2 separate regions of the Mus musculus genome follow, and region 2 is linked to region 1. Evidence: chromatin loops called from intact Hi-C (ENCODE). Cell type or tissue: left cerebral cortex. All regions are shown on one strand. Links, peaks and the distances in the headings refer to the core of each region. The heading gives the core; the rest is flanking DNA. Region 1 holds the start of Ccr10 (chemokine (C-C motif) receptor 10). Region 2 holds the start of Atp6v0a1 (ATPase, H+ transporting, lysosomal V0 subunit A1).

The links. Peaks named below come from ENCODE experiments on the same cell type or tissue, not always from the same donor. Only the 100,000 strongest peaks of a DNase experiment are listed, where the experiment ranks them.
Region 2: a loop joins it to region 1, with 2.0 times the contacts of the local background. A loop is called at or near these places in 2 of 42 quality-filtered maps.

What each region holds. Positions count from the first base shown.
Region 1 is chr11:101,172,837-101,175,740 of GRCm38, reverse strand. It overlaps Ccr10 (chemokine (C-C motif) receptor 10), which reads left to right and starts at 298. Exons shown (of 2, transcript NM_007721.4): 1 at 298-341; 2 at 1,063-2,743. The coding sequence starts at 318. The coding sequence ends at 2,127. It also overlaps a transcript of Cntnap1 not described here. In left cerebral cortex, for the core only: CTCF peaks have their summits at 622 (motif pointing right) and 1,743; DNase peaks (open chromatin) are centred at 746, 1,772, 1,975 and 2,488; H3K4me3 peaks cover 1,050 bases; H3K27ac peaks cover 1,957 bases.
Region 2 is chr11:101,008,346-101,011,249 of GRCm38, reverse strand. Atp6v0a1 (ATPase, H+ transporting, lysosomal V0 subunit A1) reads right to left here and starts at 1,809. Exons shown (of 22, transcript NM_016920.4): 1 at 1,686-1,809. In left cerebral cortex, for the core only: a CTCF peak has its summit at 1,575; DNase peaks (open chromatin) are centred at 627, 1,080, 1,334 and 1,832; H3K4me3 peaks cover 2,423 bases; H3K27ac peaks cover 2,404 bases.

The sequences.
Region 1 (2,904 bases), core at 256-2,755:
ATAAATAAAATAAATAAAAATAAAAATGTTTTCTGAAGGTGAATCGTGCTCCTGGCTCAGTGCTGGACACCTTTGTAACTGTCAACTCCGTGCTTTCATCTTACTGTACTTTACACAGCGAAGGCTCAGAGGAAAACAAAACTTGTGCAAGACCATGCAAGCATTCCTTTTCCTTTGACTAGATAGAAATCGGGCAAGGTGGGATGGAAACGTGAACCCTCCTCCTTGGCCCTCCTCCCCACCCCTTCCTTCCTGCCCCCGCTAGTTATTTAACTTTAGCCTCTGTGGCTGTACCTCAGAAACCCTTGTAGCCAGAGATGGGGACCAAGCCCACAGAGCAGGTGGGAGTCGGGGCAGGGAGGGGGAGAAGGGTTGCAGAGAGGGTGGGGAAGGGGAAAGGGATGGGGTTCCCTGCCTGACAGCAGGCCTCTGTCATCTAGCACCTGTGAGGAGCCTACAAATCCTACCTAAGACCCCTTTGGTGTGAATGTTTTCAATACATCTGTGCTCTAACAGTAGGGTGGGGAGGAGAGAAGGGAAAGGAAACAGAAGCCCCTTTAGCCTAAGCTTGAAGTCTAGGGTCCAGGGCTGAAGCAAAGCCCTGCATCTGACTTACTTTCCAGGAGAGGGCACTGCAAAGCGAACAGAAGCGCTGAGATTTATTAATAATACAAATGCTTGCTCTAGGGCGAGTTAGATGTTTCTGTTGTCTATTATCTTGCACGGTTTCAACAGTGCTCACTGCTAGCTTGCCAGGTGGGCTGAACGGGGCTTTTCTACACCGGGTAAAACACATTTAGGAAGTGGCGTCCAGAAAAAGCCGGTGGCTGCTCAAGGTCATCCAGGAAGCTGGAAGCAGAGTTAGAGAGACTGCAAGCGAAGCTTAACTGCCTGTTCAGGGCACACTAGCAAGAATCTGGAGAGAGAGAGAGAGAGAGAGAGAGAGAGAGAGAGAGAGAGAGAGAGTCATCTGGTATTGAGGCTTTGAATGAGGCACCTATGTGAGATGGAAGGGTGTGGGAATGTCTTACACGGTCCCTCTTCTCATTTTGATGCCACCAGGTCTCCTGGGGACTTTACTCCGGGTACGATGAGGAGGCCTATTCGGTTGGGCCGCTGCCAGAGCTCTGTTACAAGGCTGATGTCCAGGCTTTCAGTCGGGCCTTCCAACCCAGTGTCTCCCTGATGGTGGCTGTACTGGGTCTGGCTGGCAATGGCCTAGTCTTGGCCACCCATCTGGCAGCCAGACGAACTACCCGATCTCCCACCTCCGTTCACCTGCTCCAGTTGGCCCTGGCTGACCTTTTATTGGCCCTGACTTTGCCTTTTGCTGCAGCAGGGGCTCTTCAGGGCTGGAATCTAGGAAGTACCACCTGCCGTGCCATCTCAGGCCTCTACTCGGCCTCTTTCCACGCTGGCTTCCTCTTCCTAGCCTGTATCAGCGCCGACCGCTATGTGGCCATCGCACGAGCTCTCCCAGCCGGGCAGCGGCCCTCAACGCCTAGCCGAGCGCACTTGGTTTCAGTCTTCGTGTGGCTGTTGTCGCTGTTTCTGGCTCTACCTGCGCTCCTTTTCAGCCGGGACGGGCCACGTGAAGGCCAACGACGCTGTCGGCTCATTTTTCCCGAAAGCCTCACGCAGACTGTGAAAGGGGCAAGCGCAGTGGCGCAGGTGGTCCTCGGCTTCGCGCTCCCTCTGGGCGTCATGGCAGCCTGTTATGCGCTCCTGGGCCGCACGCTTCTGGCCGCCAGGGGGCCAGAGCGGCGGCGTGCACTGCGCGTCGTGGTGGCTTTGGTGGTGGCCTTCGTGGTGCTGCAGTTGCCCTACAGCCTTGCCCTGCTGCTGGATACAGCCGATCTACTGGCAGCCCGCGAGCGGAGCTGCTCCTCCAGCAAGCGCAAGGATCTAGCTTTGCTGGTCACCGGCGGCTTGACCCTGGTCCGTTGCAGCCTCAATCCGGTGCTTTATGCCTTTTTGGGCCTGCGTTTCCGCCGGGACCTGCGGAGGCTGCTCCAGGGCGGAGGATGCAGCCCGAAGCCCAACCCTCGTGGCCGCTGCCCCCGTCGACTCCGCCTTTCTTCCTGCTCTGCTCCTACTGAGACCCACAGTCTCTCTTGGGACAACTAGGGCTACAATTCCAGAGAAGGGGGAGGGCTAAAGAAACAATCCCAGGGAGGGTAATAGAAAGGGGAGTAAGTAGGGGGACGTTGAGAAAGACTTCAGGATCTAAAGAGATTGCCTCTGCGCTTAATTAAATTGATTCTGTGCAAATGAGATGCAACCCAACTACTGTTACTATTTTTGAATTACCAGCTTTGGTTGCAGCAAGGCCAAGACAGTGGGTTACACCCCACGCCCCTGCTTGCGTCTCAGTGGGAGGTGTGAAGGGACAGGGGTTGCTGAGTCGGCTAAAGCTTTGAGTACTGACACGCCCTATGCTTCACTCGGTCTCTGCCAACCGAGGTGAGGTGGGAAAGCTGCCAGGTGAGGAGGGGCGGGGTTTCTCCTCGGGAGTCAGTGTAAGAAAGGGCTTTCTAATAACCCTATCGCTATCCAGTAGTGGCTGCTTTAGCAAGTACCTAGATCCCAGCGTGTGAAATGTATGGGGTGATGCTGTCCCCAGCTGTACGTGCGTGGGTCTGGTAGAGGCTGGAGGCAAGAGATTCTAGTTTGGGGTAGGTTTTTGGATCCCTTCTAAAGTCCTGCTGTGCAAAGAAAAACGCTAATTAAAAAGTTGAGTCTGATGGTGTGTGGACTGGATACCTGTAGCCCCAGCCACTCCAGAGGTTGAGACAGGAAGATCAATAATAATAACAATATCCTGCCTAAGAAGAAATAGAAAAATGTCAAGGTGGACTTTTCTACCTAGGATATATATATATATATATATATATATATATATAT
Region 2 (2,904 bases), core at 104-2,603, 160 kb after region 1:
CCCACTTGTCTCTCTACCTCTGAGTGCTGGCATAGTGAGCCACCACCAATGGCACTGCCTCCAGCTCTTTAGAGCTGGGATTACAGGGATACACCAACATGCCCAGAGCTTTTTTGTTGCTACTGTTTGCTTTTTCACACTTGACACAAACTTTCCTGCTAAAACCCTCTTCTTTGTTATTTCATTTTGTTTCTTGGGTTTTTTGTGAGCAGGAAACAATAAAAGAGATTTTAACTACCCTCTTATATAAAAGATGTGACTAGCTGTGACTGCTTCCCCTCTCACTGACAATGCCCACTTCCAACATCTAAAATGTCCAGCACTATCTGAAAGCTATGGCTAAAAGGATCAAGCTTCCAAACTCCTGGGAAAACAGTATTCCTCTTCTAAGGAACTCCAACATATTAACATCATTTTAAAAAAAGACAAAGGAGCCCACACAGCTTAATTTCAATTCAGGCATGACAGGAAAACGTTGGTAATGACAAAGCACTTTTAACAAGCCGGAGGAAAAGCCTTCCACCTCTGCAGCTTCCTGCGACTCATCCCCATCCTCAAAGACAACTGCCTTCTTCTATCTGTCAAGTCTCTCCTAGGAGCCTGAAGGCTTCCGTTCAGGTCAGCAGCTGGCGCTATCAGTGGTACTGAAAATGCAATTATTTATTCGCGATAAGCTCCCCGCTCAGCTTCGGTACAGCAGCATCTGCAGTATCTATCCTCAACAGATCATCATGCACTGCATCACTTTTAATGTCGTAACGTCATGCAAATTCCATGTTAATCGATAGATAAGACTGATGTTTCCGAGAAGATTTGCCCTTCGGGAAGGCAGGAAGACATTTTGAGGAACCCGAAAAACAAATCCTTTCGGCATTAGGTGTTCAAGGAGAGCAAAATAACACACTCGACTAAAAGCAAGCATTTCTCAAGAGATTATGTGGGTTGACTTAAGAATATGAATCACCCACATAAGCTATAACCAGTCCTTTCCACCTTGAACGAGGATAGATGCCACAACCTCAAAATAAATGAAATCATGTCTGACAGGCATAGCTGACAGGGCTGACAGGGCTGACAGCCTCCAGTGAGTTACCGCCCTCCTCCTGTTCCTTCATGATTACAGGCCTCTCCAAGACTATCTCTACCCCCACTGAAACCAAACACAATACGAATTTGGAAAAGCGGTTTCCAGGGGTCGCGAAATGAAGTACGAAGAAAGTAATTCTGCAAAAGGGTGATCCAAACCCAAGGTCCTCCCAGGAGGACTCTCGCTCGGATTCTCCAATCCTCCCTTTCTAGCAGGGAGCATTTGTCGTTCACCTCTTCGTTTCTAAGCTGCACAGTGAGAGCGCAGAAATTTTCTGGACCAGGCATAACCTGTCTCCTGGTTAGGGAAGAAATCCCCAAATTGTAAGACCCTTTAAGAAATCCCCCCAGATCACTCTGCCTATCCGATCTCTTCTGTCCTTTCGCCTCCTCCTCTCCCGGGTCATTCCTGAGCAGTGGCCCTCCAGTTCCTCTGCCCACAGGAAGGGTGTCCGAAGAGGGAGATGAGCCCCCCATATTTTTCTCAGAGACCTAAGATCCTGGCTAATTCTTCTGACAAGCATCCGAGGTATCCGAGTGCGCTCCACGTCCCCTCGAAAGCCACTCGGGGAAGCGCTCTTTCTACAACCCCAGCTCACCTCTCGCCGGCTCCGCCGCCGCCGCGACCGCAGCCGCCGCAGCAAAGCGACCCCGGCTCAGGCTGAGCAGAGTCGCCGACCAGCGTACGCAAGCAAGGCTCCGCCCCCACGCCACCGTCGAGTCCCGCCCCCGAGATGATTTCATCTCAGTTGACCAATAGGATGCTGCCTCTCCCCTGCTGCCGCAGTGCAGAGTCTATGGGGCTCGGGCGAGTCCTGGTGTGCAGTCGCCATCTTTGTTCCGGCGTTGTGATTTCTATCCCAGTTTGGAAGTCATCTGGGCTGGGCGTGTGACTTTTGAAGTGTTTGCCTTTTGAGCCCATCAGAATCCTTTCTCTCTATTATCCTCGGAGCAAGGTTACCTGCCATCTCTACTTTCCAGAGAACCAATTCACAACTTTTTCTTGGAGAAAGCAGCATGAAAGAAATGGGCACATTATAGAATGATCTGAGAGCTTGAAGGGAGCCTCAAAGCTAGTCTTCTTTACGTATACGCATCCTATGTCGTTCTTAGACCTCTGAAAATATTTGAGCCCCAGACTGGAGAGCGACTTAAGATAAGTCCTATATTAGAGACATAGGATCTCGTCCACTTACAAAGTATCGGATTCATTCTTCCAGCAGCTACCTAGGATTTACACTTATCCAAATTGGAAAAAAAAAAAAAATCCCCGGAAGACCACATGTTGACAAAGTAATTATTTTTATCTTGCTTACTAGGTTTCTGTGAACCCATCTGACCACGTAGGAGTTTTCAGTTCCTCATATATCTTTTGAATGCAAAATAATACCTACCTTTTTTTTTTAAAGCTCCTTTTCTAAATATTGATAGAGTCCTTTCCCCCCAATTAAAGAAGAGTAGGGAGTCAGCAGAAACATCAGGAGGAACTTGGAGAACTGGTCAGTCAGTCTCTGTGGGTGGCGGAACTCATTGAGATTCAAGTGTAGTGAAGGAGGTATTTCGGATTTAAAAAAAAAAAAAAAAGCAACTTGTACTGATAATTTTTATCTGCTTGGCAGAAGTATTACAAAACGTGTTTTGTGAGCCCGAACAAAATGATGGACACAGTGAACATTTTATTTGAATTTTTCTACTGCACATGGTAATTGAAGGTATTGCTTCATTACAATTCTCTCGAGAAGCAGCATTTCTGAGACCTAGGCTTTACGGTTTTCACATTCTGAAGCTCCTTCTACAGGCAGGGACCCACAATTGAAA